3 separate regions of the Mus musculus genome follow, and regions 2 and 3 are each linked to region 1. A link is a loop called in an ENCODE intact Hi-C map of the cell type or tissue named here. Cell type or tissue: left cerebral cortex. All regions are shown on one strand. Each heading gives the region's core, and the rest is flanking DNA. Links, peaks and the distances in the headings are about the cores only. Region 1 holds the start of Cwf19l1 (CWF19-like 1, cell cycle control (S. pombe)). Region 2 overlaps Slf2 (SMC5-SMC6 complex localization factor 2). Region 3 holds the start of Slf2 (SMC5-SMC6 complex localization factor 2).

Region 1 (8,357 bases), core at 2,806-7,805:
TGAAGGGGCTGTTTTAGATTATAATGAGCTGAGTAACGATCATGTCATGTACACAGCAGACTAAGTCAGACAGTGGGGAGGGAACAACAGCAAAGCTTGACAACTGTCTTTGTCCTGAAACTGAAGAAATGTAGAGGGCTATGAGCAGCTTTGAGCTGGAATTAAGAGTATTCCTTAAAACAGAAAAAAAGACAAAAGGGATGAAAAACACAGTGATGGACACTAGAGACCTGAGCCACCAGAGCCTAGACTGAGCCTAGAGTAAAGCCAGTTAGAAGCCACATTATCAAGTAAGGCATAAGCATCCAGCAAGGTCAGTGTAAGGACGGAGTTTCTTTTATTTGAATGTAACGTATACCCTAAGTGCTTAAGGGACTGGTCACTCTGGTTGGCTGAAAAGGTGGTTGGTCCAGGGCTCAGGAACACAAGATTGAGGAGAAACAGAGAAACGTGAGGAATAAATATCACTGTCTAAAGGGCTCTAGACACAGACTGTGAGGAAAAATATTCCCCAAAGGGAAAAACAAAACAAAATGCTTATTCTCTCAAGTAGTAATGGCAGAAGAAGCCAGTCAAAACTTTTCCTGAGATTAATCTCTATTTTTTTCTTTTTACTAAATTCATTACAAAATTTTTTTTGACTTACCCAGGTAAGTGATGTTTTCAGCCAATTCACAGCCATCAGCACCCTGGAAATAGTTTGCTGTCTCCTCGTTATTGGCACCAAGCACATATGTCTGAATAGGAGCTAATGGGGAACAGACATGCCACCATATGGTTACTGGATCTGCTCTGAACACTGAGAAAGGTTTCCTCACAGGAAAAATAGTCATGGCAAAAGTCAAGAGCCTGTGCATTCCTTCCACAGCCAGCCTAAATGTGGAACACGCTCATCACCAAGGATTCCTAATCCAACCCCACGGCTTCACGACTAAGTGATGTCACCAGACCAAAGGAATGCCATCTCAAATGCTCAATGTGTGTGTGTGTGTATGTATGTATGTATATATATATATATATATATATATATATGCATTCTTTTCTGCTCAATGCAGAGTTTAAGAGGGACATAACTCCCTTTATTTTAACCATGTAGCCCAGGCTGGCCAGCCACAGATCTAGGATGCTCCTATCTTAGCCTTTCAAGTATTAGCATAATGCGCATGTGCTACCAAGACCAAGAGAGAAACTCCCCAAAAGCAGCTATGCCAGCCAAGAGAGAAATCTTCAGCAACTAATACGTGAGAAACGGCCCAACAGCAACCCCAGCCCCTGAGATTTTGTTAGAAGTCATGCATTAAACAACAGCAATTTCTCTACCTTTCTTGTTGCCGGTCTTATACTCCTCCCACTCAGCATCCTGGGCAGAGCCAAAAAAGTTTCCTACACACAACAGCAGCTAAAATGAGTTTTTTAAAGATATATGAGATTAAAACAAAACAAAAAAATTAAACATTACATTGACTGTAATATTCAGCTAATTACTCTATTTAATAGTCTCAAACCAAGTATTTCTTCATTAATTTAATTAACGATAATTCTATGAATTATTCAACTTCGATGCACTGTCTGTCAATCACTCCAAATTGAGGGTGGGGGGAAAGTGAAGGAAACGAGCTTTCAGAAGGCAGAACTTATGTGCTTTCCAAAGGTTCCCAAGGCCTCTCTATCCTCCTTCCTTGGAATACATAGCAGTGTTGAAACAGATGCAGAAGGAATCAGTCCGTGAAATACAAAACTTCAGTATTAGACTTCAGAACTACAGGGCAGAAGCCCACCACATGTGCTGCTGTGTTTACTTATCCCTCAACCCAACGCACAAGTCCTCCCTAACCCTACAGTCCTCCCGTGTCCTAGGGACTCATAGTCTACGTGGCAAGCACACACAACACTCATTCCTCATTCTTTCTTTGGTAAAGACCTGCACATCTGTTATCTGATTTGATCCAGAGCGCACACCCGTGAAGCAGACCTGGGCTTATCAGTCCAGGTGTCAGAACTGGCTAGCTCTGTTCAGTGTGTTTCTTTGCTTGTTTTTGGTTCAGTAAGAAAGTAATGAGATGAACAGTATAGACCGCCTCCCTCCTCCCATCAATCCACAGCTACTTAGTGTAATTAAGGATAAAAACCACAACCTAACAAAAAATGGGAAAGTCAGTCATAAAATTAACAAAGAATCAGTACTTTTAATGTTTGACTACAGTGTAAAATTTCAGTAAAAATGATCATCTTACATCAAAGTTTCCACTTTTCTTCTGAATTGTCCGAACTCTATTGAATAAAACATCAAACTTTCCTTCAACATCTCCACAGGCCAAGCTGCAAACAAGAGATAAACGTTATAGCAATTCAGGAAACACAAATGGATCTGCTAGGCTTGGTGTAAATGTACTCGTTTTTTTAGATTAGCGCTATGAACTAGTCCCAGCAGGTATCTTCTGACTTATGGTCAATATCAACTACTCTGAGCTACCAGGCAGACTTTTCTGAATATCTCACCAATACCTCTAACTCACCATATCTAAAAATCTGCTTTTCGTGTCTTCAAAATTGAGCCAACCTCTTCTGATTCTTAAATTTCGTGGATGGGTTTATCACCAACTTGGTCACTAAGAGTCAGCTAATTCCTTATTTAATCTAAGTCCAGGTGAGTCTCCAACCATGTTTCACACCCATTCTGTTCTCCTCACCTCCACAGCGTGTGCCTTGCTACACGGCTTCAGTCATCGTTCAGCAAACACCAACCGGACAACTACACTATGCAAAGCTCAATGGTCACATACTACCCTAAGAACACATTAGAATTACAGAAGCACTTGGACTCATGTAAAGCCTCAGAGAGTTTACAATAAGGGACGGGTGGCTCCAATCACAAGCATATATGGAAAAGGCTATGTTGTGAGGCAAGCATAGCATGTTACAGGGCAGGGAGGAGAAAATGACAAGCATGAAGGTTGATGAGGGGGACTGTCCCAAGTGGTGAAGTGACTTGCTCTAACATCTAAGTTCTGACTTGTACAATTCTGACTTACATCGTTTGTTTGTTTTCACTTTAGGGGAGGTATTGTATTGGGAGGGCGTATATGTGTCGGTGTTCATGTGAAGGTCAGAGAACCACTAAAGAGAGTTCCCTCTCTCCACCACGTGTGTCATCAGGGACTGTACTCAGGACACCAGGCATGGCAGGAAGTGCCACTACTCACTGGGCCATTTCACCAGCCCTTACTTACTTTTGTAACATCTTTTAACTCAAAATACTATAGACTCTATTGTCGTATATCTCTCTGTTCTTATTGTTCCTATCATTGAACAGTCTCAAGCAGCATAAGGATATGATTGTACATGTTTCATCAATACGTCTAATAACAGAAAAGGACGGTCTGGAGGAACAGTTAAACTACAATCAAAGTGCTAACCAAGGAAATGGCCAATGGAAACAGGGACGAGAAAAGCAGATGAGAAACTTAAAGTCTGAAGACAAGCTAAGTGGGGAAGCGGGATGGGAAATGAGGGAGAGGCAGGAACGGAGGGAAACAAATCTGAACAACTTAGAGGGAATGGCTGAGGCGGAGAAACCTACTTGATGTGGTTTGGAGGCAAGGTAGACTATATGGACCCCATAGTGCTTTCTCTGCTTCAGTTTAATGTTCCTTCCTAAAAACATTACACAGTGCCTCGTTTCCTGTAGAAAGAGTTTTCCTCCGGTTCTGGCCTGTCTTCCCAGTACTTTCTCTAAGTTTTCCTAACTAAACTCTCCCAAACTGCAGATTGATCACTCTGCCTCTGCTAGGCTCTAGGGAATTCTCTTTCCTAAGAGCCCCATTGTGCTCAACCTCAAGGCTTTTCCATCCATCAAGGCTGAGTCTCTGTAGCCTCCTGGTGGGCTGAGAAAGCCACTTTCTCAAAATCTCAGAAATCCATATACCATTTCAGAACAAATTCTGTCCTAACTATCATGCAGTATAATTTATTCTTTGAGAGCCTCTAACATCTTTTTGTTCCCTGTTGATTATCAATTCCTGACAGGTACAATCCATATTCACTCTCTGATCTGGGCCCCTTTTCAGCATTTTCTGATCCCAATGACTGAAGACAGAAATCTATGACCTTACAGTGGAGGTTTCTCACCATCAAAACATCACCAGGCCCTGTGAGTCCACCTGCTTAACAGACTATCCATTCCTGAACTTTCTCTCTGACATTGCTTTACCTAATGCTTGTTGCCTTCTACTTCGGCTCTTATTTGTTTCCCAACTTTCAAGCAGGATCACTTTCCATAACAAAAACTAGGTCACACTAAGGAGTTTTTAAACGTTTCAATGTCTTCTCTGAGTTAAATACAATAATATTTGCCAGAGTTAAATCCTCACTTTCAAAAAAAAAAAAAAATCCTCACTTTCTCATGAAAGCCTTAATTCCTTATACTAAGCCAAATATCGTTATTATATACCCTCCAGAACCATCAACCCTTTCTCTACATTTTCCGCATTCGTTAACACGTGTTATTCTAGTCTAGACTATCAGCTATCAAGGCGGGAACTGGTTTGTGCGACGCTTGTCCGCTGCTCAATACAATAGTCTTTCTAAATTAAGTCATGTCTTCGCTAACCGACCGCGCAAACAAAAGTACGCGAGGACAGGACAATGCTCATCTTGTCTGACAAAACCCATGCGTGCACCCCATGCCTGCAAGTATTTGGCTAATCAATACGTGCGACGCCGGGAGAAACGACAAGGAGATGGTGTGTCCCAGGCAGACTAGGCCTAAGGAAAAAGAAGTCCGGCTCATCAAGTTTTTAGTTCTGCCAGAGAGACTCTGAAGACACCAGGGCGAAATGAACTGGGAGGCGAGAACAGGAAGCCTCCACTCCGGCTCCCAGCAGCCCTGCGACCTCCCCTCCGTCTTCCCCTTCCGGTGTGGAGAAAGACCCCCCCACTCCTCCGCCCGCCTCTCTCCCTTTCTCCTATGTGCCTGAGTCTACCGATGCAAGGTCACTCACAGACGCAGTGGCTTCTGAGCCATCGGGAATGACAACCAGGGCTGGGACGGCCACCAAAGGCTAGAAACACGAACGCGCGCTCAAGGTTGGAACGCCGGGGCGCAGAAATATGACGTCACACCACTCAGCCAATAGAAATCACCTAGCTATGGGGCGTGTAGAGGGGTAAAAATCTCTCCGCGTTTATTTATTTATTTATTTATTTATTTATTTATTTATTTATTTATTTATATTTATTTATTTAAGGAAAGGTAACTGGAGTGAAAAGGATGGAGGAATTAAAATAGAAAAAAAATGTGTCTTATTTTGTTTGTTTTAGAAACATTTGGAATTATTGAACTGTGCGCCTGCGAGTTTGTATGGATCCCATGACTGCTAGCGCTCTTAAGATCTTTCCAACCCTGGCTGGGTTTTTTGTTTTTGTTTTAGTTTGTATTTGGGGGGAGGGGGACATGCTTGTGTGCATGCAGGTTCCTGTGGAAAGAATAGGAATCTTCTTCTATTGCTCCCAATCTTATTGAGTGAGATAGGGTATCATTTTAACCCAGAGTTCGTTGGATTAGACTAGTCTAGGAAGCCATATTGCCCAAAAGATCCCCTAATTCTGCTTCCTGAACGCTGGGATTCCCCGTGGGACCTGAAACTTACCTGTCTAGACTTACATGGGTACTAGGGATGCGAATTCCAGTCTTCATGATTTGTTATATGGGTGACTGAGACATCTCCCTAGCCCCTAAATTTTTTTTAACACATTGAAAGAATAGCTTCTATTCAGTGTATCGGCATGTCGCTACATTTTCTCTCTTGCTCACTTCTCCCCCAGTACCCAAACCCTGTCCTTCTCACTGAGTTATCTGAAAGCGAAGTGCAGACCTCAGTGTGCACCTCTCAAATACATAAAAATACCCTCCCTTAAGTTACCTTAATATTAGCACACTGAAAAAGAATTAAATTAATTCAGTAACAAGACCTAATGTACACAATGTTTAGTTCTCTGTAATTGATTGTATACATGGGGACTATTTTCATTCAGGGATTAAACAAATTTCACATTTTCATCGGGTCCTATCTCTAGTCTCTTTTTGCTTTGCTTTTGGTAAGTCGGTTTTTCTGAAGGGGCCAAGCCAACCAGCAACAGCCTGCTAAGGACCTGGAAAGGACTGTCCTGACAAGGAAAGAAACCCAAGTTACCAGAATCAAGTTGTTAAGAAAGAATCTCAAATCTCTAATTTTCTCACAATTTCTGCAGTGCTTTTGAGGGGGTTATTAAATCCTTTGCCTCATACATATTAATACCCCTGCTTTGTTGGTAACTTAAACCTTTTTCTTACTTTTTGGATGATACACTCCAGGAGTGGCTTTCAAGACTGAATCTTGAAGACAGATTTGCTAATATGAACAGCTATATGATTTCAGAGATGAGAAAACAACAGTAAAATATGAAAATGTGTCTGTGAAATTTGCCTGTATTATTGTTGCAACTTTCCTATAGGATCAAATCAATTCTAAAAATAAAAATGTATCCATAGAGATGGCTTACTACACTGTAAGTGTAGGAATAACAAGATTATATATATATATATATATATATATATATATACACATACACACATATGTGTGTATATATATATGTATATGTGTATATATGTATGTGTGTATATATATGTGTCTGTGTGTATATGTATGTGTGTGTATGTGTGTGTGTATATATATATATGTATATATATATCAGCCTCTTTTTTAAAAGATTTATTTATTTCATGTGTGTACACTGTTGCTGTCTTCAGACTCACCAGAAAAGGGTGTCGGATCCCATTACAGATGGTTGTGAGCTACCATATGGTTGCTGGGAATTCAACTCAGGACCTCTGGAAGAGCAGTCAGTGCTCTAACCGCTGAACCATCTCACCAGCCTAAGATACACATATCTTTAAGTAGGACCCTTGTATACATTTAAGAATTTTAGTTTTGGGGGCTGGAGAGATGTATCCTCCATGGTTAAGAGCACTTTGCTCTTCCAAAGGATCTGGGTTTCATTCCTAGGACCCACATGGTGGTTCAGTAATTCTAGTTCCAGGGATGCCACATCCTCTTCTGACCTCCATAGACACCAGGCACACACACAATGCACACATATACATGCAGACAAAGCATGCACATATATCATATTTAAATGAAAGGCCCGTTACAGACCGGAGAAGTAAGGATAAATGATTACAGTCTATAACAGCCAGAAGAGGCAGAAGGAGAAGAAGCAACCTCTTGGTATCCTACTTAGTCACTGTTCTAATGCTTGGAAGAGACACCATCACTGAGGCAACTCTCATAAAGAAGGCCTTGAACTTGGGGCTACTTTCAGAGGTTCAGTCCATTATCATCATGGCAGGAAGCATGGCAGCCTGTAGGCAGACATGGTGCTGGTGTAGATGAGAACTACTTCCTGATCCATTGGGAATCACTGGGCTTGGCATGGACTTTTGAAAGCTTAAAACCACCTCCAACTGACACACTTTCTCCATGGCCACACCCTCTAACCCTTCTAATCCTTTCAAATAGTGCTACTCTCTCTGAGGGCTCAAATCGATGAGGCTATATGGGCCATTCTTAATCAAACTACCATACTTGGGAATGGCATGCAGAACATTAGGCACCTTGCTAGGTGACAGCATGCTGCTGTAGATAAGGTTAGGATGCCTCCCAATCCAACCAACTTTGTATTAACCCGTCATCCATCTGATGTCTTTAGTTCTCCGAAATTCCTCTCACCCCATACATACAATAGGAAATATGTCACAAAATGCTTTATGTATGACTGTTGCTCCCTGCCTTCCCACCTAACACACAGGCACACATACACATTGTGTTTGCCACATTTCCAGAACAGATGTAAACATGTCATCTCACCCCCACACATCTGCCTCAAGTAGAAAGAAAGAAGAAACTGAGCCTGGTGGCCCAGGTCAATGAGCTCAGCTTTCGAGGAGGCTGAAGCAGGAAGGTTGCCAATTTGAAGCCTACTGAAGTCCTTAGAGCAGTGCTCCTCAGCCTTCCTGACATTGAGACCTTTAACACAGTTAGCTCCTCAGGTAGTGACCCCCAACCATAGTTATTACATTACTACTTTATAACTGTAATTTTGCTGCTGTTATGAATCATAATCTGTTATACAGGAGGATATTGATCGACAGGTTGAGGGCCACTGCCTTGAAGCCCTAGGTTCAGAATAAAAAGTGAAAGGGCTAGGGAAAGAGTTCCCTGGTGGAGCGCTTGTCCTGCACATTCAAGGCCGAGGTTCAGTCCCTGATTGGAGGAAGGCTCGGGTTACGAAATTATTGAAATACTCCTTTCACTCCTTCT
Region 2 (8,357 bases), core at 1,857-6,856, 810 kb after region 1:
TGTTTGCTGTAGCATGCGTGTAAAGATCTGAGGACAGCTTTGGTGTCAGTCCTCACCTGTAGTGTTTGAGGCAGGCTCAAACTGCTGTGTATGCCAGACCCATGAGCTTCATCAAGGAGTCCCCTTTCTCTGCCTCCCATTTTCTTATGGGAGCACTGGGATTACAGACACTTGTGCTATGTATCCAATGCCTTTTTTTTTTTTTTTTTAAGATAGGCTCTTGCTGTATCACTCTGGCTGGCCTCACACTTACAGAATTCTGCCTGCCTCTGCCTACAGGGTTTTAGAACTAAGGGTGTGCACCAACACATCTGGTATATGCATGCAGCTTATATGTGGGTTCTGAGAATTCAAACTCAGGGCCTGATTCTGTGCAGCGAATACTTTATGCACTGAGCCATCACCTAGCCCTACTTATTCTCAGTAGTTCAGGTTGTATTAGCACACTGGCATTACCATCACCTAGCTCCAGAGTTCTTCATTTTCTCAAACTGATTCCCATGCCTATTCCCATTCTGCTCTGCCTCCTTGCCTTTGGCAAATCACCATTTGTATTTTTCTTCCTGTTCCTATGAAGTTGACTACTCTAGATATTTCATGTGAGATCATTTATTGGTTTCCTTATTATATCTAGAGCATTGTAATTAGCATAATATCTTCATTGTTTGTAGTGAAGGTTGGGTCAGAGTTTCCTTCTTGAGGTTGACTGTTCCATCTTACATGCCACATTTTGTTCATTTATACATTAGTGGCCACTTGGGCAGTGTCTACTTTTCAGCTGTTATAGGAAAAAATGCTATGGTGATTTGTATATTTTGAGTCTGGGCCCACACCAGGACTTACTGAACTTGAGGTGATTGTTGGGGTTTGGGACAAACGCCACGCTGACTTTTGCAGCAAGAGCAACATTGTACATGACCGTCTGCAGTGCATGGGGGTCTCTGTTCTCCACATTTCTTTCAGCACTTGCTCTTCATTTTGGAGTAATGTCTATTGAGAGCCTTTGCCGGGTTTTTATTGTTAGCACAGAAGTAGGACCTTGGTGTTTATGTTTGCTCACTTCAGCAGCATGTATATTAAAATTGGAACAATACAGGAAGATTAGCTTGACCCCCTGTACAAGGATGATAAGCAGACTCATGAAGCATTCCATAATTTAAAAATTAGCTACATTTAACTCTCAAAAAACTCAGTTTTCATAGAATATGGATATAAACTGCTCTAAGGAACCATGGTTATTTAATCTTTTTTATAAATAAATTGATTTCACTTAAACATTTTAAAATCCAAACTCCCCCCTACCCCCACCCCGACAGGGTTTCTCTGTGTAGCCCTGGCTGTCCTGGAACTCACTTTGTAGTCCAGGCTGGCCTTGAACTCAGAAATCCACCTGCCTCTGCCTCCCAAGTGCTGGGATTACAGGCGTGTGCCACCACTGCCCGGCTACATTTTTTTTTTAATGTTTACCAATTTCAGACATTTTGTACTGTTTTCTTAGGCTGGGGGAAGGGTTATTTGCTTAATTAAGTATGCTCTCAGTGGATTGTTATGGCTGGGCTCAAAGATTGGATTCTTCTGCTCAGTCTCCCCAAATTTTGGGATTACAGGTGTCTACCACCATGCCTAACACTAAGAACAAGTTTGAAACCAAGATAACCATGTTTTTTGTGTCATGTTAATCTTTGGAGGAAATAGTTCAAAATGATAAGCAGCCGACTTGATACACGTCAAGAAATTGAGGGTCATGATTTCCCAGTGACAGTCATGTGACTAGCTGAATGTATTGTCCGTTGTAACTCAGGGACTTGGGAATCTGAGTCAGGAAGAGTGCCACGAATTCAGTGTCTTATCTCAATAAATAAATGGCCAGAGAGACGGTTCAGTGGGTAAAAGCACTCGCTGAGCTTAACATCCAGAGCTCAGTCCCTAAGACTTGGATGGAGAAAGGAAAGAACTGACTCTTGAGTCATCCTCTGGCTTACACTCATACACGAGAGTGCGTGTGCACACACACGCACACACGCATGCTCATGTGCACATGGAAGTAAATGTAATTTTGTTTGTTTACTTTTAGTTTTTTGAAGTAGGGTCTCACTATGTAGCTCTGGCTGTCTTAGAACTCACCATGTAGATCCTGCTCAAACTCTACCTTCCTCTGCCTCCTGAGTTCTGGGGTTAAAGGCATGCTCCACTGTGCCTAGCTTAAATATAATTATAATAATTAAAACACAAATAAAAGTTTTAAACAATGGGCCTAGAGATATGGCTCAGTGACTAAGAATAATTGCTGTGCTTCAAAAGGGCCTGAGTTTATTTCCCAAAACCCAAGTCTGGTGTCTCACAACCAACCGTCTGTGCCTGCAGCTCTGGGAGCTTCAACACCCTCTTCTGGCTTCCATGGAAACACACACACATAGGTGGGACACATAATCACACATACACATAAATTAAGCTTTGAGTTAAAAAATTATGTGTGTGGTTGCAGACTTACTGTTAATGATACCAGAACAGTACATCTAGTCATGTACCGACCCAGAAAACTTCATTTAAAGTTTAGCTGTTGACTGGAGCCGCTGAGATGGTTCAGTGGGTAAAAGCACTTGCCACCGAAACCTGATGACGTGAGTTCAGTCTTGAGAATCCCCATGGTAGAAGGAGGAACAGATCCCTGTAGGTTGACCTCTGGCCTTCAAGCATACAGTGAGACATAGTTGTCAACAACCTCCATGACCATAACACATAAATAAGTTGGTAAGCAAATAAATGTTTCTTTAAAAAGCTGGTCAGGGGGCTGGAGAAATGGCTCCTTGATAAAGAATACTTGCTGTTCTTGCAGAGGACTACCATTGAGTTGCCAGCATCCACATTGGACAACTCTTTTTATAGCTCCAGCTCCAGGGGTATCTGACATGTTTTTCTAGCCACCACAGCCACGCCCACAACCAGTAAAAAAATCAATTTTTAAGTAACTTTAAAAGGAAGTTTAGATAACTGAATTACATAGAAGTTACAAATTTTAACCTTGTTAAACATGACTATAGGAAATCTTCAGATGTTTAGGTTAAAAGTTTTTTCCCTCTGAATTTAGAGAAATTGTTTAAAATTAAGCATTGCTACATGTGGTCACACACACAAACACACACCAACACTTAAATTGAGGCATGAAGATCTCAAGTTTATTGATCATTTATTTCCCTTTAATCTCACCAAGAGTTGTGGTTTGGTGTTCCATAGTAAGTGCTCAATAAGTGTTACATGTGGTACTGATAATAATCATGTGACCATGATGAAAACAAAAACCTAACATTATCAGGGCGTTAGTCTACAAGATGTCAGTGAGTATTAAAGATTAGAGAACATAATCAAATTTGGTCTTTTTTTTTTTTTTTTTTTTCTATTTCTGGTTTGGATAGGTCATTCTTAAATTTCTAGTTGTAAAGAAATACCCGAAGGGCTGGAGAGATGGCTCAGTGATTAAGAGCACTGGTTCCTCTTCCAGAGGTCCCATGTTTGATTCTCAGCACCCATGATTGCTCACAATCATTTGTGACTCTAGTGCCAGGAAATCCAACACCCTTTGCTGGCCTCTGTGGGTACTGCACAAACATGCATTTAGGCAAAACACATAAAATAAAACTTAAAAAAAAATAACGTAATATATTTTGGGTATGTGATTTACCCTATATTATAACATAACTTGTTATATAACAGTACTTGGTGAGAGTTTTTCTTGGTGCAGCTTTTAGATCACAGCAAAAGCTGTCTATTTTTAAATAAATCATAGGCCTGGTCTAGTGTGCATGCCTTTACTCCCAGTACTCAGAAGGCAGATGGATCTCTGAATTAAGGCCAGGCTGGTCTATATAGAGAGTTCTAGAACTATATAGAGAGACCCTGTCTCAAGAATGAATGAATAAATAAATATGGATTGTTTATTGTGACATTCTTTTCAATTTTCAGGCTAGATGAACTACAGAAGAAGCTACAGGAAGACATAAGACAAGGCCGTGGCATTAAATCTCCTCTCAGAACTGGCGATCAGGATAGTACAGATGATGGTGATGGCCTCTTGGAAGAACACAGGTAGTGTCTTTTTAAATTATATAATCTTCTGGTACTGTTTTGCCATTTCTTAAATTTGATTTTATAAAACAGCTGACCTTTGGCTGGCTGCTTAGTGACTGAGATACACTTGCGTTTTGCTGAAAGGCCAACATTAAAACCAAGTTACAGCCTAAGTGTTAGCACTGAGAGACTCAGTGATTTTCACTACTGAAAGTGTGAAATGTGTAGCCATAAGAAGCGCAAAACACTCTCTGAGACAGGATTCTTCTGTATAAGAACCCTGGCTGGCCTGGAATTCTCTTCAGACCAGAGATCCACTTGCCTCTGCCTCTAGAATGCTGGGACCAAAGTCATGCAGCACCATACCTGGCTAAAATACTAAGTCAGTCGTACAGTTGGAAATTAACACTTTACCTGCTGAGCCATCTCCTCAGCCTGAGTTAATCCATCTTTAAAGTGTATAATATGCTAAAATTTTCACTGGGCCTGTCCTGTTAGCAAATGTCATTAATTCCAGCGCCCGGGAGGCAGAGACAGACAGATCTCTGAATTTGAGGCCAGTCTGGTCTACAGAGCAAGTTTCAGGACAGGACTGCACAGAGAAACTCTGTCTCAAAAAAAAGCACACACAAGGGCTGGAGAGATGGCTCAGCGGTTCAGAGCACTGACTGCTCTTCCAGAGGTCCTGAGTTTAATTCCCAGCAACTACATGGTGGCTCACAACCATCTGTAATGGGATCTGATGCCTTCTTCTGGTGTGTCTGAAGACAGCAACAGTGTACTCATATACATAAAATAAATAGATAAATGGGGGGGGGAAAAAAAGCTCACACAAATGCTGATTCTTCAGAGTTTGCCAAGTGTTTTGCCTTCATATTTTAAGTACAAAATCATGTGTGTCCTAACTCTTTGATATTCAATGATCCTTGTATTTCAGGGAATTTCTAAAGAAATTTTCAGTTACAGTTGATGCTATTCCTGATCATCATCCAGGTGAAGAAATATTTAATTTCCTCAATTCTGGAAAAATTTTCAATCAGTATACCTTAGATTTAAGAGACTCTGGTTTTATTGGAGAAAGTGCTGTGGAAAAGCTTATTCTCAAGTAAGTAAATCATAAATGTTTGGATTTTTTTTCCCTGTATAAAAATTTGTTCTAAGGGCTGGAAAGATAGCTCAATGGTTAAGAGCACTTAACTGCTCTTGCAGAGGACCCAGGTTCAATTCCCCACACCTGCATGGTAGCTCACAACGCTACATAACTCCAGTTCCCAAGGATTGACATTGTTCTGACCCTGCAGACACCAGACATGCATGCAGGTATACTAGTCAGGTGCCCTAGAGTGGTGTAGCCTGTGAGGCGTGACCCCTTTAGGAATCACCTAAGACCATTGGATAACACAGGTAGTAAAACTAGAGTTATGAGTAGCTACAAGGGTGACTTTATGGTTGGGGTCACTATACCTTGGGGGACTGTATTAAAAGGTCACAGCACTAGGAAGGTTGAGAACCATTGGTCTAGAGGAACAGAACTTGTAACGTGAATCTGTAGGTATAGAAAGGGGATTTGGTAAAATGGTTTACAGGCTATGATCTGGCTACTCCAACAATGGCTGTCTACAAAAGGAAGGTTCAGAAGTCCAGTTATTCAATCCAAGAGGTTGGATGTCTCAGCTGGTCTTCAGCATACTCTGGAATTCCAAAGCAGTAAGCTTTAATGCCAGTGAGTGAAAGACCTTCCTAGGAAAACACGACCGGGGGTGGGCGGCGGAGGCAGGGGAGGTGTAATCATTCTTCCTCTATGTCCTTTATAGAGGCCGGGAGGGAGGGAGAACCCAAACCTTTATCTAATCCCAGCGCTGGGGAGGCAGAGGCAGGCGAATCTCTGAGGTGGAGGCTGGTGTCATCTACAGAATGAGGTGCAAGTCAGGCAGGGTTGCACAGAGAAATCCTTTTTCAAGCAAGAAAAAGAAATAGGTCTTCCTACTTCAAATGATCTTATTGGGGGGGGGGGGGGATTCCAAATGGGGCTGGAAAGATGGCTCAGCAGCTAAGAGAATTCATTGGCTGTTCTTCCAGAGAACCCAGGTTCAATTCCCAGTACCCATGTAGCAGCTCCCAACTGTCTTAACTCTAGTTCTAGGAGATCTGGCACCCGTACATAGACATATTCATGTAGGTAAAACACCAGTGCACATGAAAATAAATAAGTCTTTAAAAAACAAAACGTGCCGGGCAGTGGTGGCACACGCCTTTAATCCCAGCACTTGGGAGGCAGAGGCAGGTGGATTTCTGAGTTCGAGGCCAGCCTGGTCTACAAAGTGAGTTCCAGGACAGCCAGGGCTATATAGAAAAACCCTATCTCGAAAACAAACAAAACAAACAAACATAAAAAAACCCTCATGGGTATGCCCAGTCATTTGGGTTTTAGTTAATTCCATGTATAGTCAAACTGACAACCATCACAGAGGCAAAATACTTAAACACATAAAATCTTTTTTTCCAAAAGTTGCTCTTTAAAAGTATTTGATTGGGCTGGAGAGATGGCTCAGCAGTTAAGAGCACTGACTGCTCTTCCAGAGGTTCTGAGTTCAAATCCCAGCAACCACATGGTGGCTCACAACCATCTGTAACAAAGATCCAATGCCTTCTGGAGTGTCTGAAGACAGTGACAGTGTACTCACATACATGAAATGAATAAATCTTTAAAAAAAAAAAAGAGAGAGAGAGAGAGAGAGCCAGGTGTGGTGGCTCACACCTTTAATTCCAGCACTTAGGAGGAAGAGGCAGGCGGATTTCTGAGTTTGAGGCCAGCCTGGTCTACAGAGTGAGTTCCAGGACAGCCAGGGCTACACAGAGAAACCCTGTCTTGAACCCCACCCCCCCCAAAAAAAAAAAAAAGTTTTTGATTAGGGCCCAGTAAAAATCTGCCGCTGCCTTCCAGGTGTCAGCTTAGATTTTCCTGCTCTTTACAGTGCTAGAAATAAAACCAAAGGCCTTAAGCGTATACGTCCCATACTTTTCTCAGCTAGGATTAAATTCAGGTGGGATTTCTGGGGCTGCAGCTTGGTTGGTAGTGATTATGTAGACATGCAGAGCCCTGGGTTTGTCCTTCAGCGCCACGTAAACCAGATGTGGGGGCACACACTGGGTCAGTAGAAGTGAAAAGAAACTTTCCAGGTCATCTTCAGTTCTGAGGCCTGCCTGTGCTACAAGAGATACCAGCTCAAAGTGGAGAGCTGAGTATGTAAATCCAGCCGCGAAAGTTCACTGTAACCCTAGAGTTGCTAGGGCAGGAAGATCACAAGTTTGGAGTCCCCCTGAGCCTACAGAGCAGGGCCTTTTCTCCAAAAACATATTCTCAGTACCGCAAAAGGAAAGGGACAGTGGTGACAACAGTAATAACAGTGGCTGTCAGAATCGCTGGGCTTGACCAGGGTTTGTTTTACTTCATGGCTAAGGAGTCCTGGCTCTGGTCTGTTGTTTTTGCCACTTGTTGTACGGCAGTGCTAGCTTCCTGTTAAGAAAGAACAGGCGGCCTGGGCTTGCTTGAGCTTGTGGCTGATTGGGTGGACTTCTGTCAGCAGTGCCACGTAGAGCAAGTGATTTTGTTTGCCCGGCTAAAAGTCAGAATTTAGGTTGAGAAAGATTGAGAAAGATAAAAAGAGATGCTGAGGTGGACAGCTCTTAGGCTCTAGTCATTCTAGACTAGGATCATTGTTCTGGGGGTGCGGCATTTCAGGTGTATGAAGACCGTGTGGATTCTGGTGCTGAGCTGTAGGAAGTTCAGCCCTAAGCTGACGAAAGCTCATGTCCTCTGAGTACTGCATACAAATGTGACTTTACCCACAGAGGGGTGTAGGGCCCACAGAGTGAATCAGATCACCATCAGTTATGTGAAACCTGTTCCATGTTAGTGTGGAATCCATTTCCATCGACTGAAGTTTGCTTACTCATTTCTCTGATTATGTCGAATGTGTTTGTGCTAGAGGTTTTGTTTCCATGGGTAACAATCACTGATTTTCTGTTTCCAGATCAGGAAAAACAGATCAGATTTTTTTGACAACACAAGGCTTCCTTACCACTGCATATCACTACGTCCAATGTCCTGTACCTGTGTTAAAGTGGCTGTTTCGGGTAAGAGAATTATTTGGGGCTTATAGCAGGTACCTACTGTATTCTCTACTCCGTAAACTCCTAAGGTCTAGCAAAATGGCTCAGGAGTGAAGGAATTTACCACCAAGCCTCACAACCTCAGTTCAATGCCCAGGCCCCACATGGTACAAGGTAAG
Region 3 (8,357 bases), core at 1,260-6,259, 800 kb after region 1:
AGACTTGAGCCATGGTGAGCTCACCTTCCCTTCTGTGGTCTGTTTTTTCTCTGTCAGGCTTTCAAGTTAATTATTTCCTGTTTCTGTGAGTCTGTTCCTTATCCCACCTCTCAGACCACCCTCCACACATTCCTACCCCCATCCATTCCCCAGCACATGGGCCTTTGTCTCTTGGCCTGCCCTTGAGTACCCTCTGAGAGTCTTGGAGTTAATTTCGAAGTATAGCAATCTCAACACAAAAACATGCCTTTCTTGTAAAAGCCAGAAGTTGTGTCCCAGGTTTTCAGCTTTTTAGCAAGTCTTTGTTATGTCCCAATAGTCTCTAGTCTCTTAATGCCTGAGTCTGAGGTACTATGAGAGATCTTGCCCTGTTGGAGGTCTCAGGCATCCTCTCAGGACTCCCACCCTGAGCCTGCCTGTCCTAAGGAGTTGTTCCATTGTTCACGCAACAGTGTTGCCCTTGGTATCTCTCCCGTTCATTCCCTCTCATCAATATCAGAGCCTGCTGGCTTCCTGTAATGCAGGTACAGTGGGCTGAATTGTAGCTCAAAATACTTTCTGTACAGAAGAAGCCCCTGGGTGGGCGGGGCTAGCGATTTGGTTCAGAGTACTAGCTGCTCTTTCAGAGTTCAATTCCCAGAACCCACAAGGTAGCTCACAACTGTCGCTAACTCCAGTTCTAGGGGATCCAGTGCTGCCTTCTTGCCTCTATAAGCACCAGCCTTGCAAGTGAACGCACAGACAGAATACCCACACATATAAAGTAAGTAATTTTTAAAAAGCCACTCCAGGTCCCAGGACTTGGCTTCCTTTCCGTTGCTCAGAAATCTCACCAAAGCAGCCTTTTACAGACAAGTCTTCCTTTCCCCAGCTTCTTCTTCCAGCGCTGCCTGGGGATTTGCTTTCGCTCTCTCACCTAGACTCCAGGACACTGTTTATCATCATGTCCCCTAGCAGTACCTCGGCTTTTCTCTCCTGTCTTCTCACCCCATGAGAGTGCACAGGAGCTCTTCTGGCAGCTTTTACGGTTTCCTGGCCACCTATTTCCAGTCCGATAAGAAGTAAAGGAGGAAGAAAGCCAAAACTGACAAGCTCCCACGAAGCCAGGAATAGCTTAGGAGCATGTGCTTGCCTCACATGCATGCATGAGACCCAGAATTCCAGCCCCAGTGCCTCAAAGAGATACTGACTATAGGTTAGAGTATAAGTGTTTGTGCGTAGTGTATACGTACACACTTAAAGTGAAAACCTGAGTCTAAACACAAAGCAGGGGTTCAACTCTCTTTGAAGGAAAGGGGAGTCTGAGGCTCCAGCCATCTCTATGTTCAGTGCAGCTCAGCCGGCAACTCAAATCTATATGTTCTCCCCGTGCAGCTCAAACAAAGAGAAGCCTTGATGGATATTGAGGATTTGGGCAACTACCTCCCAGTTAAGAAGAGATTTTTTTTTTTTTAAATCGTGCTTTCATTATGACTCCATCTCCGTTTATTGATCAAGGGATTTCTTGCCTCACTTAACTCTGTAATCTGCTGATCAGATTAAGAAAATGTGAAAACTATTGTTTGGCAGCAGGAGCAGAGACCTAAAAGTGACACTTGAGAGGCGGGAGACTCAGATACTATAATTCAAGAAGAGTGACTAATTGATCATGCAGACCATGTTCTTATGCTTTCTTTATTCTTTTTATGCGCTGAGTGTGGAATGGAACAAATCAGATTAAAAGTTTTGTGGCTAGGACTGTTTGGGAGTTCCTAGTGTAGAAATAGCCAGCACAAAGTCATCGAAGGGCCAGGAAATAATCTGCACTAAAAGGCATAAACATATTCAACATAGTTTTGTCACTTACTGTGTTCTTTTCAAATGTAAGGACTAAAAGCAGTGTAGTGAATTCTCAGTTGCAAGCTGCCCTGGGTTTGAGTGTTTCTTCTCTCACATTGTTACTACCTGGTATACAGCTGCGAGTTCTGGAGAGACCCGTGGTTCCTCTTTACCTCCTACCTGCCAGCCTATTGGTCACTTTATTCTCGTTAATTCTTCCTCTTGAGGGATACCAGGAAAGAGAAAAGGGGTGAATTTCAGGTCAGTCTAGTGTGCTTAGCAACAGAAGCAATTCAATCTCAGTACAATAAATTTGGAAGACCTGTTCAATTTTTTTGTGTGTGTCATTTAGGAATTTGCTCCAGCCAAGTGAGGGAACATTCCTCTCAGTTAGAGCCTGGACATTTTTGAGATTGATAGGATTTGTTTTCTTTTCTTTTTTTTTTTTTTTAGTTCCTTTGAGACAGGATCTTGCTACATAGTCAAGGCTGGACTCAATGTCTATTTCTTTCTCTCTTTAAAAAGATATCTTTTATTGCATTCATTTCGTGTGTGTATACGCTGACAGACGTCATAGGATAGCTCACCGCACTGAATCAGTTCTCTCCTTCTGCCATGTGGTCCTGGGTCATGAAAGCAAGTTCCTTTATACCATGAACTATCAGCACAGCCGCGGCCTTCTCTCTTGACCCTCCACCTCCGTCTCCCAAGTACTAGGATTACAATAGGATTACAAGCCTTCCCTAAAAAAAAAAAAAAAACTGGCCGGGTACTGCAGGAAATCTGAAGCCCAAAGGAAAGAGAATCTTGTATTTGTACCAATTACACGAGAGAATCTAAACCTGTTTACATTGCTGGGTTTTATTACTTAAAATTACCCAGAGAAGATGGGCAGTGGTGGCCCACGCCTTTAATCCCAGCATTTGGGAGGCAGAGACCGGCCATTTTTCTGAGTTCAAGGCCAGCCTGGTCTACAGTCAGTTCCAGGACAGCCAGGGCTATACAGAGAAACCCTGTGTGTGTGGGGGGGGGGGGGGGAAGTGGGGGGGACAAGGGAAATTACCCAGAGAAGTGAGTAACTATACCCATTCTATACACATGGGAAGTGAAGTTTTAAATTACTCTGACCAGTTCCTCGGTCTGCAAAAAAACCCAGCTGGAGAGATAGCTCAGTGGTTAAGAGTACTAGTTGCTACTTCCAGAGGTCCTGAGTTCAATTCCACCAACCCTAAGGTGGCTCACAACCTCATGCTCTATTGTCATTCAGGCATACATGCAAATTGAGCACCATATACATAAATAAAAACTTAAAGAAATCCAACCTAACAGCCTCTTCAAAGCACAAGTCCTTTACTGATAAGGAAAAGAAGTCTATGTGCTGCGACTTCATGGGGAAACCCATTAGAGACAAAACGCTTTGACAGAATAAAAATGTCTAATTCAATGACTGAGTGCTCCCCCGCCCCCTCCCTTACAAAACAAAACAAAACAAAACAAAAAAACGGAACAACTATATCACAGTATAGAAGATCCCTCACAGAACGGTCAAATCACATTATAAGAGAAGGAACAGAAAGGAAATGGTGACAGCATTTTGGCCTAAGATGCCAAAGTGACTATGAAATATTAGGGCAGCTGTAGCACAATCGTCACAAATGTTGGCCATCTTCACTACAGACAGCTGCAGGCTCGGTTTTACTTCTGCAAATCTCACCCCTAGCCCTCGATCAGGCGGCTGTCGCCAGCTGTCGTAACACCCGCCACTGCCTCTTCTTTCCCACTCCCACGCACCGGCCAAGGCCGCCGCGGCCCCGACGAGGAGGCGCGCGCCCCAGGCGCACGTGACGGGCCCGGGGAGGGCAGTTTTCAATCTCCCCTCCCCCTTCCAAAAAACCCGCCCTCTCCCGGCAGGCGGAGGCTTTCTATTGCGCTACCACCAGAGTGACCCTCAGGTCAGCCAATCGCGACGCGGCACCTCAAGAAAGGCCCGCCCCCTGATGGTCCTCAGGTTCCTTCCCGCTCACACCGGAGTCACTTCCGAAGAGAGAACCGCCATGAAGAGAGTAGGGGGTGCCGCCCACCTCTGCACCGACAGCCTCCCCGAGTCCCAGCAGCAAGACGGCAACCACGCACCCAGCTTCTCCAGCCACAGCTCATGCCGCCGTCGCCAGCGGCGCCGACATGACAAGGCGCTGCATGCCCGCTAGGCCAGGTTTCCCCTCATCCCCAGCCCCGGGGTCGTCGCCCCCGCGCTGCCATCTGAGACCCGGTAGTACCGCCCCTGCTGCAGCGGGAAAAAGAACAGAGAGTCCTGGGGACAGGTACAGTGCAGAGGGCTTGAGAAGGGGCCGGGTCGCGGGGGCACGGGTATAGGGGAGGACTACGGACGGCTGCTCTTCAGTTCCCGCCATCCTCAGCGAGCTCAGGCCTTGATGTTCTGGGGCCTGCAAGCCCTCGCCCCGCCTCCGCGCGGGGGCTTCTGGGAGTTGAAGTCTCCTTTTCTGTAGTTGAGGTGTTGCTTTTGGTCTAGTGACCACCAGCCTAGATGGCTGCGGAGAGCCCGCTTTAGGTAGAAGGTTGTTTTTCTCCTTTTCGAGCGCTTGCCCTGGGGCCCTCCCTTCTCGAAGCCTCTATTTAGATCGTTCTGATCCTGGTGGTTTCTTGAGTTTAATTATGTAAGATGTGATAAGGAAAACCCACGAATTACTTAATAGTACAGTGTACACGACCATTCATACTAAAAACATTTTTGGAATGCGCCTGTTTTCTCTTTGAGTGACTTTCTCCCTCACCAACAGACCTTTCTTTTTCTATTTCCTTTTTCTTCCTTTCTTTTTTTATATGGTAAGGATTTTCTGGGAGCTATGTAATGATGGAGAATTTCATCATATGACATCCTCTGACAATAAAACATTCAAATTATCTACGAACTTGGTACTGTCTTTTTTTTTTTTTTTTTAAGAATTGGTAACAGACGTTTTAAGTTTATGCTTTAATATTGTAGCACAGATTCACAATCCTTTATCTTAATTCTGAAGGACAGAAGGCTGTGAAAAACAACTATTTTCATTGCTTCCTACCACAGCCGCCTTGGCAGCCAAGCCAGGTTGATCAGAGCTAATATAAGGTTTGTGGGTGGTACTGAGTGTGAGTGTTGATAAGCTTTGCTGGAGAAATAGTAATATTTTGGCTACAGGTTGCAGCGCCAGATCCTGCTGGGGGCTGCACATAATACATTCAAGTTATTTCCCCTCCAAAATCCAATAAATTGAGAATTCTAACACGTTTGGTTCCAGCACTTTCAGATTAAAGGCTTGTAAAACTGTCATAATTTTTTTTAACCAGTTATACATAAGTAATGGATATTTCTGTGTGCTTGAACTTAGGAAACAATTATTTTACCTCTACAGAGTTCGTTTATAGTTTCATGGTTTACCAAAAGTCATTTTTCCATTCAGGTGTATTGGAGAGTAGTATTAGATTTAATACTTTAGGGGAAGGGTATGATGTTAATTTTTAGTAAAAATATAAGTATATCTTGGTTTTAATTTGCTGCTTCTGGGTTCTTTTGCACCTCTCCACTGCCAGAAATAGGCACATCATGTGTCTTCACTAGTATTTCTTCCTTTACTCAGTGGTAGAGTTAATTTACCTAATGTAATTGACTTTCTGTAAACAAATGCATGTATTCTCCCATAACCTGTCACTCATCATTTAGGTTCTCTCAACATACTGGTGGAGTCTAGGTAAACCAGGAAAGATGGTCACTGCTCTTCTAATGCTACCAGTAAAATGTACACTAGAGAAGGAGATCAGCCTTGGGTTTGGATTGCTCAGGCTGCCGTCTTGAGTACTGGCTCAGTGGAGGAATGTTCAGGGATACTGCTTGTTGGCTCTCTTTCAAACATGCATGAACAGATCAGAGTATAGGTTCAGGAAATAATTGTATGCCCATGTTAGTGTGTAGTAACCCGTACATATTATTAAAGCTGTTTGATTTTTTTTTTTACTTGTTAACTGTCCAATTTCCTTTTTATTTTACTTAGGTAGTATGATGCTTTTGTAAAAGTATCTTAAGTTTTGTTTTGTTTTAAGTATTTTACTTATTTTTTATGTGAATGAGTGGTTTTGGCTGCATGTATATTTGCACCATGTGTGTGCCTGGTGCTAGGAGACCAGAAGATGGCATCACATACCCCTGGAACTGGAGTTAGTCATTTGTGAATAGCCATCTGGGTGTGGGGAGCCCTGGCTTCTTTGCAAGAGCAACACATGTTCTTAACCACTGAGCCATCTCTTCGCCCCTTGAATCTTTGCTTTTTTGTTCTGTTTTATTTTGTTTTGTTTGATTTGCTTTTCAAGAAAAGGTCTCATTGTGTAGCCCTTACCAGGCCTAGAATTCACTCCATAGACCAGACTGGTCTCACATTTACATAGATACATCTGCCTTGTCTCCTGAGTACTGGAATTAAAAGGTGTGTGCTACTGCTCCTGGCTAATCTTAAGGAATCTTAGATCTTTAAGAAGAAAGTTTGAAACACAAGTTGTGGCTCATCCTAGCTTTTGCTGTTAGTTTAGGATCTTATAAAACATAAGAGATCAGTGTAAGAGTCACGGCTGATCCTCTCTACCTTTGCCTTGCATGTTCCTTTTCAGATCAACCCAATTGTTCTCTTTCCCATCTGCTGTTCTGCTCATGTTGCAAGTCTCTGTTAGACAGGTCTGTGATCTCTAGTATTTATCAGGTTTCTGTTTAAGTCTCAATTGTGTTTATAAACTTAGCAAAAAAATGGCTATATATTTTTTTAAATTTTCCCTTGTGGCTTAGCAAACTATGATTGACATTTTCAGTACTTGATTAGTTAAATAAGAAAGTGGAATTCAGCCCGTATTATATATCTAACACTCACGACTTGATCTAAAGTATTGAGGTTTGAATATTTGGTGTTGTGATGTCATATTAGCTGTGCTTTTATTTTCAGGAAACAGTCAATCATAGATTTCTTCAAGCCAGCTGCAAAACAAGGTATGCATGGTAATGTATTTTTGATGGGTTGTCTTAGAGAGCCTCCAGACTTTTGATTATACTGTTCAGGATTAAGAAATGTTTGTTATAATGAAAATGTGCTCAACAGTAAACCATCTCTTCTATAGTCTTTTTTTTTTTAAGATTTACTTTATGTATATGAGTACACACTATAGCTGTACATATGGTTGTGAGCCTTCATCTGATTGTTGGGAATTGAATTTAGGACCTCTGTTCACTCCCACTCCAGTCAACCCCACCTGCTCAGTCCCTGCTCGCTTTGGCTCAAAGATTTATTTATTATTCTACATAAGTACACCGTAGCTGTCTTCAGATGCACCAGAAGAGGGCATCAGATCTCATTACGGATGGTTGTGAGCCACCATGTGGTTGCTGGGATTTGAACTCAGGACCTTCAGAAGAGCAGTCAGTGTTCTTACCTGCTGAGCCATCTCAACAGCCCTCTACATTCTTAACATTAAAAAAATTCCAGCTTATAGTGCTTATATTATTTGTGTTCTCTAGTAAAAAGCTCACAAAAAAAGCTATAGTGAGCTTAGTTGATGTAGCAGAAGGGATTCATGAAACTTCATAAAAGATAACCCTATTTCTTAGTTTCTCTCATTCCCCCAAAATATATTTTATCACCACATATTAATTGGATTGAATTTTTTAGTAGCTTCAGTACAGTTAATAGCTAATATAAACATTAATAGACACATCAGTTTATTTTTAATAATGTGTGATTTATATGTGTTTTAATTGTGGCTGTTTTAGACAAACATATGTTGGATTCGCCTCAAAAATCAAACATCAAATACAGAGGAAATGGATTATCCATCACTGGGACAGAGCAATTTGAAAGGAAATTATCTTCACCAAAAAAACTTAAACCTAAGAGGATGTCATCAGAAGAAAGTCCTATTTTAGAGGCTTTCATGAAAGGTGGGAAGGAGCACCACAAAGATCGTGGTGTCCATGAGTCACGGCGGCCTTGTATGTCTCTAAGCAAATATTTACCCAAAGGAGCTGGCATCTATGCTCCTTCCTCTTATCGATTGCCCAAAGAGATCAAGGCACAGAAGAAAAAACACCAGTCTCCTGAGAGAAGGAAGTCACTGTTCATTCATGAAAGTAACAGGGAGAAGAATGACAGAGATCGAGGCAAGAACAGTGAAGACTCCAGAAAACAGGCCACAGCCACAGAAGGTGACATCTTCAAGCATAGCTCCAGAAGTATTAGTAGCAGAAGCAGCCTGTCCAGGCACCATCCAGGAGAAAGCACACTGGGGGCTAGGTTCCAGCTGTCATTAGCTTCTTACTGCCGAGAGCGAGAACAGAAGAAGTTGAGAAAGGAACAAATGGAGCAGAGAATCAACTCGGAAAATTCTTTCTCAGAAGCAAGCAACCTTTCCTTAAAGTCGTCTGGTGTAGGGAAAAACTGTAAGCCGAGGCATGAGCATAGCAAGCACACTGAGGCTGTACCTGGGAAGAGTAATCTCTCAACTCTGGT

Evidence for each region. A loop is a pair of places that touch in the nucleus more often than their neighbours do. Peaks named below come from ENCODE experiments on the same cell type or tissue, not always from the same donor. Only the 100,000 strongest peaks of a DNase experiment are listed, where the experiment ranks them.
Region 2: it touches region 1 in a loop (2.7-fold over the local background); 2 of 42 quality-filtered maps call a loop at or near these places.
Region 3: a loop joins it to region 1, with 2.7 times the contacts of the local background. A loop is called at or near these places in 2 of 42 quality-filtered maps.

What each region holds. Positions count from the first base shown.
Region 1 is chr19:44,130,766-44,139,122 of GRCm38, forward strand. It overlaps Cwf19l1 (CWF19-like 1, cell cycle control (S. pombe)), which reads right to left and starts at 5,111. Exons shown (of 14, transcript NM_001081077.1): 1 at 5,001-5,111; 2 at 2,235-2,319; 3 at 1,321-1,399; 4 at 647-748. The coding sequence starts at 5,023. In left cerebral cortex, for the core only: no CTCF peak of the experiment used is centred there; DNase peaks (open chromatin) are centred at 5,081 and 5,563; H3K4me3 peaks cover 1,845 bases; H3K27ac peaks cover 692 bases.
Region 2 is chr19:44,943,970-44,952,326 of GRCm38, forward strand. Slf2 (SMC5-SMC6 complex localization factor 2) reads left to right here. Exons shown (of 20, transcript NM_001081225.2): 7 at 3,961-4,083; 8 at 5,003-5,170; 9 at 8,100-8,202. Gm25482 (a small nuclear RNA gene) reads left to right here and starts at 1,053; the gene lies at 1,053-1,159. In left cerebral cortex, for the core only: no CTCF peak of the experiment used is centred there; a DNase peak (open chromatin) is centred at 3,741.
Region 3 is chr19:44,927,312-44,935,668 of GRCm38, forward strand. Slf2 (SMC5-SMC6 complex localization factor 2) reads left to right here and starts at 3,808. Exons shown (of 20, transcript NM_001081225.2): 1 at 3,808-4,139; 2 at 6,801-6,844; 3 at 7,622-8,355. The coding sequence starts at 4,000. In left cerebral cortex, for the core only: a CTCF peak has its summit at 3,738; DNase peaks (open chromatin) are centred at 3,752 and 4,284; H3K4me3 peaks cover 2,740 bases; H3K27ac peaks cover 1,541 bases.